3 separate regions of the Homo sapiens genome follow, and regions 1 and 2 are each linked to region 3. A link is a contact called in ENCODE Hi-C or POLR2A ChIA-PET data. All regions are on one chromosome and are shown on one strand. Each heading gives the region's core, a stretch centred on a gene start or an enhancer-like site at or near the end of the contact. The rest is flanking DNA. Distances are from core to core; before and after follow the strand shown.

The links. Hi-C counts contacts between places; a loop is a spot of excess contacts on that map. ChIA-PET counts read pairs that join two places held with the same protein, here RNA polymerase II (POLR2A). Pooled maps may share reads with other maps.
Region 1: a loop to region 3 is called in a pooled map, with 2.5 times the contacts of the local background. The contact joins the promoter of MAP3K4-AS1 here to the enhancer-like site in region 3. A Hi-C loop is called at or near these places in 3 of 50 pooled maps. POLR2A ChIA-PET finds 5 or more read pairs at or near these places in 2 of 52 experiments (Caco-2 and activated T-cell).
Region 2: a pooled map shows a loop between it and region 3 (2.2-fold over the local background). The contact joins two enhancer-like sites. A Hi-C loop is called at or near these places in 1 of 168 maps with a recorded cell type or tissue (heart left ventricle) and 4 of 50 pooled maps. POLR2A ChIA-PET finds 5 or more read pairs at or near these places in 1 of 52 experiments (activated naive CD4-positive, alpha-beta T cell).

Annotation. Positions count from the first base shown.
Region 1 is chr6:160,990,093-160,994,227 of GRCh38, forward strand. MAP3K4-AS1 (MAP3K4 antisense RNA 1) reads right to left here and starts at 2,250. Exons shown (of 1, transcript NR_174962.1): 1 at 226-2,250. It overlaps MAP3K4 (mitogen-activated protein kinase kinase kinase 4), which reads left to right and starts at 1,677. Exons shown (of 27, transcript NM_005922.4): 1 at 1,677-1,991. The coding sequence starts at 1,840. RefSeq lists enhancers at 1,113-1,172, 1,193-1,262, 1,215-2,084 and silencers at 1,353-1,682, 2,145-2,439, 2,353-2,482.
Region 2 is chr6:161,921,422-161,925,782 of GRCh38, forward strand. The region is part of intron 6 of PRKN (parkin RBR E3 ubiquitin protein ligase); the gene reads right to left. Among named protein-coding and RNA genes, the nearest start is that of LNCR-SMAL, 310 kb to the right of the region's middle. Within about 2 kb of position 1,615, at least 4 of the 41 ENCODE cell types and tissues checked have a DNase peak (open chromatin) inside an H3K27ac peak, as active enhancers do.
Region 3 is chr6:161,437,098-161,441,254 of GRCh38, forward strand. The region is part of intron 9 of PRKN (parkin RBR E3 ubiquitin protein ligase); the gene reads right to left. All of the region lies in intron 1 of LOC124901456 (a long non-coding RNA gene), which reads left to right. Among named protein-coding and RNA genes, the nearest start is that of AGPAT4, 170 kb to the left of the region's middle. Within about 2 kb of position 2,119, at least 13 of the 41 ENCODE cell types and tissues checked have a DNase peak (open chromatin) inside an H3K27ac peak, as active enhancers do.

The DNA of each region.
Region 1 (4,135 bases), core at 1,000-3,499, 450 kb before region 3:
GGTTTCTATACATGATGCATTACTTGATTAGGTAAGTGTAAATTTACTTGGTTCCTGCTAAAATACATAGTATCCTCAAGTGGAAATTAAAACACAAGAACAAGCCACAGGTCTCCCGCATGCTGATTATATTTGCTAAGTGTTTTGTGACTTGGACACACGTGTCTGCATTATCAGCTAGCTTAAATTCGGTAGTCATACCAAAGAATACGTAGTACAATGCTGTTTAAAGAAGAGATTTATTTTATTATTTAACTTTTAAAGTCTCTAATATGCCTTCTAAGAAGGGTTCTGGCTCAGAAAATTGCAGAAGAAAATCGAGTAGAGAACTAGAATTACAGAAACCTAAGAAATACTTTTACTGAGCTTTCTTCACACAAGAAAATGCACGGAAATGAATTATACATGGATACCAATTTGTGATTTTTAAAAATTTGTAATTTTTTAAATTAAGATAAAAATTAGTTTATTTTTTTGAATACTTTTTTGTTTTGTTTTACCTCACCCTTTACTAAGCTGTTAGCTTGGTCTGTTGCGCTTACTGCTATATCCTCAGCATCTAGTACAGTTCCTGACACATATATGCACTTAATAAGTATTTGTCAAATGAATATTATTGAGTAAATAAGATGAAGGTCAATTCAGAAATTCAGCACTATCAGGCTATATACATAATACAGACTATTATAAAAAACTAGAATGGAGCAGTTCCTTTTAACGACGGAGAAATGTCAGTAACATACTTTGAGCACAATATAGCTAATTTCACAACTGGTCTTTAAATATAACATACCTATAATCAATTTAATGTTTTTCTTTGTTACCAGAGTTGTTCAAAACGTGCGTTTCACCTATCAAAGCTCAACTAAATGAGGTTTAAGAAATCTGCACATTTGAATGTACTTAATTTTAAAAGATTCTGGTTTTGGATTAACTCTGGATTTCACCCTATGGGAAATTTTGTAAATATTTCCAACTTAAAAAAAAACTGTGAAGCCCCAGCGCTAAGAGTAAACGATGCATTGGAATTTCAACAGGATTTCTGTAACTCTGAAATAATCTTTAGCATTTCTTCTTCCCCCCATCCCCTCAGTGTAGGAGCATTCCAGTCCAAGTTTCTGGGAGATCGCTATCGAATCTTATGACACTGGGGTGAGAAGTTTTGCCGGGTTGAAATGAGGGGGTCACTTTAATAATCTGGAATTCCGGAGACTTTATGTCAAGTCTTAAAAATTCGAGCCTGTGGAAGGCTGCGCTGTCAAGAGACCGGAGTTGCGAGCGTCTGGGTGACGTCCGTCCTCCTGGAAGGTGGGATCCGGGTGGCAGGTCCCTGGGCGGCGACTCCGGCCGGGCTCATAGCGTCGCGCCCGCCCCGCTCATCGGCCCTACCCAGCGTCCCTCCCAGACCGACGACCGCCTGGGAAGCCTCGAGCTCCCAGCCCGCTGCACAGCCCGGCTCCGCTCCACAGTCCCCCACTGCCACCGGCCGGGGCGACACCGGGCGAGCTGGCGAGACCCGGCTCCAGGACCGAATCGCGCCGACACTTGACGGCGCTCCCCGCCCCTCCCTGCCGCCGTCTCCGCCCCCGTCCGGTCGCATTCCGGCGCCCGCCGCCGCCGCCGCCACCGCCGCCGATCTGGGAGGCTTGTCCCTCGCCGCCCACCGTAGCCCCGGCGCTCGGCCGGTCGCCGTTTCCAAGATGGCCGCGGCGCGCACGGCTCCTGCGGCGGGGTAGAGGCGGAGGCGGAGTCGAGTCACTCCCGCACTTCGGGGCTCCGGTGCCCCGCGCCAGGCTGCAGCTTACTGCCCGCCGCGGCCATGCGGGGCTCCGTGCACGGATGAGAGAAGCCGCTGCCGCGCTGGTCCCTCCTCCCGCCTTTGCCGTCACGCCTGCCGCCGCCATGGAGGAGCCGCCGCCACCGCCGCCGCCGCCACCACCGCCACCGGAACCCGAGACCGAGTCAGAACCCGAGTGCTGCTTGGCGGCGAGGTGAGTGTGGCGGCCGCAGTCGGTCGCTCGCAGAAAGCGGGGCGGGTCCTGGCCCGAACTCGGTCGGGCCCGAGGGCCTCTGCTTCCCGCCAGGTGGGGAGGGAAGCATCCAGTCTCTGCAGGCTGGGGCGGGAGGGGCGCGGTGCATCCCTGGGTCCCAGGGGACCGCGTCTGAGTCTGTCCGGCGACTCCTCCCGGGGTTGCAGCTCCGCAGGGTTCCGCTCGAGCGTGTTGCCGGCTCCCCTTCCCTTGTAGACTCCCCCAGCTCACCCTCAACGTTGCGGGGGCTGGGAGCAGAGTGCGGCTGCCTCCCCTGCCGCTAGCTTCGGAAGAGTGGCCTCACTGAAGTGCCTCTCATCATTACTGAACGAAAGTGGTCCCTCCCCTCTGCCCTCATTCGAGTAAAAGAGACATTCGGAAATCGAGTGCGTACTGGCTATTTCCCCGCGTTCTCCTCCTCCTCTCCTTTTGCCCGCTCCAGAGAATGCCTGTCATCTCTTCCGTGAGAAATTGCACTTAGACTATGCAGACAGATACGTTGCTTTCCTGTTCTGAGGGCCCCTTACTGTCCTTTAGTGCTAGTATTGTGCAGATTGTTGCTCACACGTGCACAAAAGTAAGGATTCATTTGTCTAAAACTTTGCTACTGCAGGAAGCTCTAAGGTGGAACTTCGGTAACCAAAGCATTTGTTGCTTTTTCTTCCATACTCTATTAACTTATTTTTATGTCTTTATTTTTTTTTTAATTGAGAGAACAAACTCACCATAACTGAGAATTTCCCTCTTTTTACGTGCCTATGTTTGTATGTTCAAATGTCCTCTTACTCCCTGTCCTTTGCATCCCAGAGTAAACTTGCAAACTGCTGCCCCCTGTCCCCTGTAATGAAAATACCTCGGCAGCTCCTCTTGGCATCTTATGGTCTTGCTCTATGGTTCTAGGAATAAGGCAGTAAAGTGTCCTCTTTTTCCTGCTTAAAGAAAATTCACACCTGTAACTGTAGTTAGAACTGAACACAGGAGCCATATTCTTGCTTGTCATCATTCAGTTGGCCCAAACAAATTTGTTTTATTTTTATAAGCTGTGAAGAAATTAGTTGCCTCTTTTAATTCTGAGATAGTTCTGGGTACTTCTAAGGAACAACTTCTCTGAATAATGGTACAGGGTGTAATGAGAATTCCTTTGGTTCCTTTTGAATACATCTAGTATTTTTAGAAATTTTGTCAGAAAGTTTATTATAAATTTGTTAACGGATCAGTTTTCGAGCAATTTTGATACCTTTTTCTTTAAAATTAATAGTGAACACTTAACGGTTAAAATAGGCCATTGTCTTTATTTCTATTAACCCATTTAATCTTTTCAACAACTCTATGAGGTAGGTCCTGTTATACTCTCTTTTTGACAGATGAGGAAACTGAGGCACACAGTTTAAGTATCTTGTCCAGGGTTTCACAGCTGGTAATGAAGAAAGGTCTGGCTGCACAGCCCATGTCTTTAACCACCATGAAGAATTCATTATCCAAATGGGCGGATCAGAAATTAGAATTCTGTATAACCCTACTCCGGAAAGAAATGGACATGAGCATTCTTAGGTAAAAGCGAGAAGGGCAGAGAAATGAAAATGTGCTGCAAAAATGACTGCTGCTTCAGTGGTAAAAAAAAAAAAAAACTTGACTTTTCAGTCAGGCTTCTGTCTGTGTTATAATAAAAATAGGTCAGGATAATGGGTTTCATCCAACTGTAAGTGAACAGCAGTGTACGGAACAAGAAGATCTCAATATTTTTCTTAGCAACATTGCAGTTAATTTTACAATAGAAAAATCTGTAAAACAGATTACTTGACAAAGCTGTTGTTTTCTCTTTTTTATGTCCTCGTTGTCACCACCTGCTCTTCAATACATAGAACTGACCTCTGACAGAATTACTGTAGATCTTTGGTAAAAGATGTAGGGGGTCTATCCAGTTGTTCATTTGAACTTTTTTTTTTAACCATTTTAGAGGAGCTCAGTGTACGTGTTCAAAATGTGTGAAATGCCACCTCTTTTTTTTTTTTACAATTTTCTTTTTTATTTTATTTTCAATAGTTTTTGGGGTACAGGTGTTTTTTGGTTACATGGATAAGTTCTGTAGTGGTGATTTCTAAGAT
Region 2 (4,361 bases), core at 365-2,864, 480 kb after region 3:
TATACATAAACCAGTAACATAATTATTCATGACCATTATCAAGTATTATGTACTGTACTTCATATGTGCTATACTTTTATATGACTGGCAGCACAGTTTTGTTTACACCAGCACCACCACAAACATGAATAATGCCTTGAGCTACTACATTGCAACAGCTACAGTGTCACTAGGCGATAGGAATTTTTCAGCTCCACTATAATTGTATGGGACCACCATCCTGTGTCTGTCATGGACTGAAGTGTCATTGTCATTATACAACACCTTACTGCACTCAAATGACCTCCTGCTTCACCCGTAAAGGAAAATCATCATCAGTGTAGCCTGTAGCTATAGGATGGTGAAGTTCACTAACTTGCCAGCCAGTCACTGTGTTGAAATTTGGTAGAACGTCATCCTCTGAGCCACTCCTAAATCTTAGTGGGAACACAAGTAGCACAGGATAGGCTGACAACTGAAGTGAAAGCAGATAGAAGGAACTTTTCAACCTCTCTTGTAGAACAACATTTCAATTACCAGAGAAAGTGGATTCTCTGGGATGCTACAAGGCAGATGTCAGCCTCAATTGGTTAAATCTGAGAAACATTGACTGAATTTCTCAAAAACAACAGGGAATCCTGCATCTAATTCCAATTCATGTTTAAAAAGCCCAGAAAATTAAGTTACATACAATAAGGCAAGTAATACATTATTACCATTTTGTTGCCACTCAGGATTCAAACAAAAGAGACTCCAATAAACCCCCTGTTGTCAAATGCAGAAGATGAAATTGGCAGAGTGTCAACTTCTACAGAAGGCCTCACTTCTCTTCCTTGTTCTAGCTATTTCCTGCTTGTCTTTTAAAATTCCTATTACGTCTTATGGTTTTGAAAAATATTTTCCTGACCCCTCAGTGTGTCCCCACTTTCAGCCACCTTACTTACAGTCTGATTCAGAGGTTCCATTGTTTTGCCCTGGTATGCAAAATGGATGTCTATCATTTCTCACATTGCATGCAAACAAATATTAGTTTACTTTTTTCTCTCATATTAGAAATCTGTTAAGGGAAGGGGGAAATACATATGTGTGTGTATATATACTTATATTTGTACACGTGCACATACATATAAGTAAATTTGCTTAATTACCTAGGTGCTGAACCAGAATTTCATAAATTATTTGTGGGGATATAATATAAGTACATGAGGTAATTCCTACATGAAATGGAGTAACTAACATAGGTCAGCATTAAGTTGCCATTAAAAAGTTCCAAAGTATGCATTACTCATGTTTGGATACCATGTAACCTGTAATGAGATCTGAATTCTGGAAATACAGGCAATGATTACAGGAGTCTAAGAATAAAGAAGCCAGCATAAGCCTAAAAAATAAAGAGAAGGTTTTGGAGAAGTTGGAGTTTTGTTTTTAATTTTCATACATCTTGGATTTTATAGCAAACTCAATTAACTAATTAAAAATTAGACTCAATTAACTCATAAAAAATGCATGTTCTTATGCTGTGATCATATTTCACAATTGCAGTTTAAACAAAACCATGACTCACTATGCTGACGTTATGTCCTGGTGCTGCCACCTATGGACACCAGGTCACAGCTCCCTCCAGGCTGGCAGGCATCTTGCAGCATGGCTGGAGGATCCTCCCATGTGGCCTCCCTGTTCCTGATCTCAGCAGCTTGTTTCCCACACCTTCAAGTGTACATTTCCTCAGGTCACTCCATAGCATACAATCCTCCACTGAGTGAATCCCCATCACACATATAAAGTAGATTCTGCAGTTGGGGGCCAGTGCCGGGGCTCATGCCTATAATCCCAGCACTTTGGGAGGCTAAGTGGGGCAGATCACCTGAGGTCAGGAGTTTGAGACCAGCCTGGCCAACACAGTGAAACCCTGTCTCTACTAAAAATACAAAAATTAACTGGGCATGGTGGCACACGCCTGTAGTCCCAGCTACCAGGGAGGCTGAGGTGGAAAAATTGCTTGAACCCGGGAGGTGGAGGCTGCAGTGAGCTCTGATCACACCCTGCCTCAATAAATAAATAAATAAAATAAAGTAGATTCCTCCTCCTCTTCTTTTTATTTGCAAAATATTGCAAACTCATAAAAAGTTATTAAAATTGTACAAAAAACTGTTCTTCACCTAGGTTAACCACTTGTTATCAATTTTGTGAGATTTCCTCTTTCTGTCTCTACTTACATATAATGAATATAACATAGTTATTACTATATGTATAACTGTATTGTTATTGTTGCTATGTAGCGTCTGAGTTCTTAGAGAGTAATTTGCAAACATCACGATCCTTTACCCCCTAATTGTTTAGTGCCTCCTAAGGAGGAGGACACTGTTAGGTAACTGCAGTACAATCACGAAGTTCAGCTGGTGCAGATTCTGAATGGAACTTGCGAGACCCTTCAGAACGTGGCCCACCTGGCTTCCTCTTTCCCTGTCTGCCTGGTACTCTTTGTACTTTGCCTAGGAAAGAAACGGCCATTCCTTGCTATCCTCCATTGCTTTGTACACACAGCCCCTGCCTTTCAAGCATTTTTCCCATTCTCTTTCCTCAGCTGAGTTCACTATTGTTTCTGTGTCTGGACTTGAATCCAGGCTCTGGCGCTTCGTAGTTATGGGACAATGGGGAAGTTACTTAACCTCTCTGGGGCTCAGATTCCTCGTCTGTGAAATGGGATTAGAAAAAGAAACTGTCTCCTGGGATTTATTGTGGGGTTAAAGTCAGATATTTTAGGTCAAGAGCTAAAGAATACCTAGGAAAAAGTAAGCATTCAAAATCTACTTACTGCCCCTATCACACTACCATCATCACCAATCACTTCTCGGGCCTCATCTTTAACCTCACACACTCCAGGAAGGCCTCACTGATCCTCAAATATGAATCCAATGGCCCAGACTGTGTGCTTAGGTACCCTGCATTAAAATGACCTACTATAATTTACTGGAAGTATTTTCTATTTGTTTCCTCCTAGTTTGCGTTTAATGTCTTTTCCACAGTGACTAAGTCTGACTTGGTCAATTTTGAAAGGCTAGTATTCAGCATAGTGCCTGACACACAGCAAGATTTTAATAACTACTCACTGAATCTATAAATGAATTTCAGTAATTCAGAATTCAGAATGAATTTCAGAGTCTAATGGCCGAAATAATTTTCCCAAACTCGGCTGACAATTGATTTTTCAGGGGAAGTCCAGATAGGTTAAGAGCAGAAAAGGTGACTCATTCTTCAGGGGCTCAACACCCATTCCCCACTGCCCAGGGAAAGTGTTTGCATGCCATGTGAAACTTCAAGCAAGCTAGTTTTTAAGCTGTTAAAAAAAATGAGGGAATTAATTGTTCTGAGCAGTTTCTCACCATCTCCACAGCATTAAATTCAACATTCGATTTGCTTTTCAAACACAGTTAACAGGCAGGAAGATGAGATAATCTATTTCAGTGAAAATGTAAACTGTGGAAGTACCCTGTGAGTAAACTAGGGGAGAGAGTCCCTCCACAAACAAGAACCACGGCTGCCCGTGGGGAGGCTGGGAACATGCCCAGAATTCACCTGGCATCACTGTTGAGGTCAAATGTTAAGACTTGCTGGGAAAAAAATATTGTTGTTGTTGTTTTTTGGTGAATCCAGAGGAAGGAAACATATTAAAATTCTAATGAATGACTAAAGTGAAAATGCTTTACAGGCTTATGAATGAAAATTTTCCCAAATTTTTCCTTATATAAAGATTATGCATACAAATTTAAATACCACAAAATCCAAATATAAAACAATTTATGATGGGCTAATATAAAATTACACTTTTTCAATATGATAGAATTGCATCTTTGACTTTATAGAAATGTTGTTTAAAAATGTCTTTAGAGGTCAGGTGCGGTGGTTCAGGTGTGTAATCCCAGCACTTTGGGAGGCAGAGGCAGGCGGATCATGAGGTCAGGAGATGGAGACCATCCTGGCTAACAGGGTGAAATCCCGTCTCTACTAAAAATACAAAAGATTAGCCGGGTGTGGTGGCGGGCGCCTGTGATCCCAGCTACTCAGGAGGCTGAGGTAAGAGAATCGCTTGAGCCCGGGAGGTGGAGGTTGCAGCGAGCTGAGATCGTGCCACTGCACTCCACGCTGGGCGATAGAGTGAGACTCCATCTCAAAAGAAAAAAAAATGTCTTTAGAAACTCCTATTTATATACAAACTGATATCTAAAGGAAGATCCATTTTATACTTCATTAGTGTAACTTTCAGTTACATGGAGTTGTAACTAAGTGCATTAAAGATACAATTGAACTTATTCCCAGATGTCAAGTGTCCCTGCCAAGATTTAAATCCAATCACAATATGAATGATGTTTAGGAGATTCAAT
Region 3 (4,157 bases), core at 869-3,368:
TTACGAAGCTTAACTTATAAATTAAGCAAAGTAAGACATTCACAACAGTGCTACAGCAGAGCAGGTATAATGGTGCGAGGACCACGACACAAGCTACGTGAATGTGGACTCCCGCTCTCTCTAAATATCTCATTGTCCTGCGCTCATCCTTCTTCTTGTGATCTATAGCTCTGCTATCCCAGATGGCTACTAAGTGACTTCTGGGCGCGTGGTGTCTACAGCGTGGAGATGCCAGACAAAGGGAGGATCCACATCCAGGTGGGAGGGTGTGAGATTTCATCGCACAACTCAGAACAGTGAGCAATTTAAAACTTAGGAAGTGTTGAGCTGGTATTTTCCATTTAATATCTTCGGGCCTCGGTTGACTGTGAGTACCAGAGACTGCAGGAATCGAAACCATGGATAAGCGGGGACTCCTGTATGCGCTTTGGCAGTGACTGGTGGCGTGGATGCCACAAGGCAGGGGAGCCTGGGCTAGGCTGGTTGCTGTCTGGAAAAGGGGCCCCCTTTGGCTTTTTACACAGGTATGGCCAAGGGATGTGACCTCACCTGAGCTGGGACAGGCTGTGTATAAAAACCAAGCATCATAATTCTGACATCGTATATTAATGTGTTCCTGAAAGGAATATTAAATAATGCCTTTCTCAAAGTAGTAACATTAGTGTATCTACTAAGCTCACCTAAGCAGGGCTAGTCTGTGACATGCAGAAAATAAGCATAACGTAGTCAAAGGCATATTTTGAAAGTGACCATTATGCAACTATTAAAATAAATAATACCTTTCCCCAAATAGGAACACTAGTATATCTACCAAAGGCAGGTTGCTGGTGACTACTTGATTGGTAAACATTTGTTTATTCTTCCCTTGTAATTGACACAGTAATTATATGAGCCCACATCTATCCTCATCCGTTTAAATACAGAGCTGGTGTGAGTCGTACTAAGTCAGGATGATGGTATGTGGGTCCGTGATGCTATATTCCATGGGTTAATATAATCTGCACATCATTTAACTAATCCACTGAGGGAGCTGGTCTGTCCCAGAAGTTTTGTTATTAAATGGAATAGTCAATGTTCTTGTTTTCTTACAAATTCACTTACAGGGAGAATTCTGTTAATTTTTTTTTTTTTTTTTTTTTGAGACAGAGTCTTGCTCTGTCTCCAGGCTGGATTGCAATGGCGTGATCTCGACTCACTGCAACCTCCGCCTCCTGGGTTCAAGTGATTCTCCTGCCTCAGCCTCCTGAGGAGCTAGAACTACAGGCACACACCACCACGCCCAGCTATTTTTTGTATTTTTAGTAGAGATGGGGTTTCACCATGTTGGCCAAGATGGTCTCTGTCTCTTGACCTCGTAATCCGCCCACCTTAGCCTCCCAAGGTGCTGGGATTACAGGCATCAGCCACTGCGCCCGGCTGAATTCTGTTAAATTTTACATACAGCATGTAGGGCAGAAGACATACTTTAAACTCATAGGTTTTCTTACTTTCACTCAGAAGGGAAGGGAAAACAGTACAATTCGGCGAAATAGGAAATCTAAATCTTTCAATGCATGGGTCATGTGGAAACCGAGAGAGAGAAGAAAATCGAAAAATAGATGATGGATGTTGTTAAGGAATTAGTAAACCGTTAAGTGCTCTATCATTATTAGATATTCGGGTGATCATCCCGCATGTAGCTATTTGACCAATGCTGCTTGTAAATTGGCTTAGGAAAATTAACATACATTTTATTAAACTGACGAGTATGCCTTTTACTGAAAGCAAGGAATAGACATAGCCATTTTGTTTAAGAAATATAAGCACATGAGAGGCTTAAAAAGGTAGGGGTTGTATGTTCTCAGCACTGCAGCTAAATTCTTAAATGGAAACTGTTCTTTTAGCAGTTTCAGAGTAGGCTATCTCAAGCTGATTGCTACAGACTCAAATTTTAAGTCGCATTTCTTTCAGAAACAGAAGGAAAGTCAATCTCACTTTCGAAAAGAGAAAGTAAGGTGACCCTTGTCATAGTAACATAATGCAGCAGGTCCCAGGTGTAACCCGGAGGAAAAGGCAGACAAGGTCCTGCGATGCCGCAGCTGAAAGGAAGCTGACGCCAACGGGCTTCTCAGAAGAACAATGACTCATTAGTCCCGGGCTCACGGCAGATGCGGTCTCCCAACAACTGGCCTCCCTCCAAAAACATGGAGGAAATCAAGAGGGCAGAGCCGGGAAGGAGGCTGCATCCCTCGCCTGATGGGGAGCACTCCTAGCAGGCACAGGGTAATCAGAAAAGTGCTTTGGAATCACAAAATGAAAAAACAAGTGTCAGCTGTGGGAGATGTAGAAATGCAAATAAGTACGAATGCAAATAGGCCGGATAAATGGCAGTGTGCAATCACCCAAAGCTCTGTTTACAACCCGAAGGCAGCTCCGTCTGTAATTATCTGGGCGCCATTAACTGCGTGGGAGCAGCTCTCAACGGGTACAAGAGAGATACCACCAGAAGTGAAATGTCCTCTCTCCCGTGATGAAGCCAGATCTCCGAGCGATTCCATCTACACTGAACTAAACCGGTTTGTGCCAAAGAGCTAGAAGTGTACCTTTGGTGAAACAAGGAAGCTAGATTTTTTTTTATTGCTTACTGCGCATCTGAACGTAATTCTTGCCATTAATTAAGAAAACAGATGATAAGAGATTTGGCTTCAATAAACATGTACTGAAAGCTACCACATCATTGAGTTTAATTATGCAAGCAATCTCGTGGGGCAGGTACTATGAGCTCAGATAGACTTGGTCAAGGTCGTCCCAGTAGAGCTGAGATTCGAGCATCAGTATTTTGGGCCTAGGTTTTTTTGTTTTTTGTTTTGTTTTGTTTTTTGTTTTTTTTTTTTGACGGAGTCTCACTCTGCCGCCCAGGCTGGAGTGCAGTGGCGCGATCTCGGCTCACTGCAAGCTCCACCTCCCGGGTTCATGCTACTCTCCTGCCTCAGCCTCCTGAGTAGCTGGGACTACAGGCGCCCACCACCACGCCCGGCTAATTTTTTTTGGTATTTTTAGTAGAGACGGGGTTTCACCGTGTTAGCCAGGATGCTCTCCATCTCCTGACCTCGTGATCCGCCCGTCTCGGCCTCCCAAAGTGCTGGGATTACAGGTGTGAGACACTGCGCCTGGCCTGGCCCTAAGTTTTTACCCTTCCCATTATGTCAGAAGTTCTCAGTTGACAATGTCTGGAGACATTTTTCACTGTCACACTACAGAGTGCCACTGGTGTCTAGCAGACAGAGGCCAGAGACTCTGCTAAACATCCTACAATGCAAAGAACAGTCCCCCTGACAAAGGATTATCCCACCCCAAATATCAAGAATGCTGACACGGAGGTTGAGAAGCCTGGCATTTCCCCATTGCTGCCTCTGGGAGGCTGCCTCTCGGGATAGATTGAATTGTTCTGCAAAGACATGGTCGGCAGACACAGAGGGTTCCCTCACCAGGGGTCTGGGAGTTGCTGGAAATGGATAAGAAAATCCTAGTTCTACCTCGCAGACAGGGAGGAAGTGAAGAGGTGAGGCAGTAAAAATTCATAACATATCTATCACAAATGCATTCTGAGATTGCTTGGATCTAAATTGCCCTTTCCAAACCCAAGAGATATTTCCAATGCCACCTGAAGGTCCTGAGAGCTCCCTGACATCATTCAGGACTGAAGGTAGAAAGTAGAATGGCCCTGGGTTTTCTGAGGGTTCTTTATTTGTCTTCGAGAATATTAAAGACCAGCATCTCTCCAGAATACAAATAAGAGTCTAATGTGATAAGAGGCTGAACTGAAGGTGTCCCTAGAAAATTTAAGACTAAAATGTCAGCTGAAAGACAAAGAGAAAGATGGGATTGTTCTTGCAAAATCTCATTGGTAAAGAGAGAGAGGATTTTCCTAACAAAAATGTTCTGAACTACAAGCATCTCAGAGGGATTTTTGAATTTTGGCCAGCTAAACACCATCAGGGGTTCTGGGGGGTTAGTCAAATAAAGTCAGAAAGGGCCTATCTGCGGCACAAAACACAGCACAGCCAAAGCTGTGGCCACCGCAGGAGGAGCAGGAGAGAACCTGGTGAGGAGCAAGAAAGAGCAGCTCAGCTCTGCGGAGAAGCATGGTGCTCAGCCATCACTGCTCGAGCGTGAAG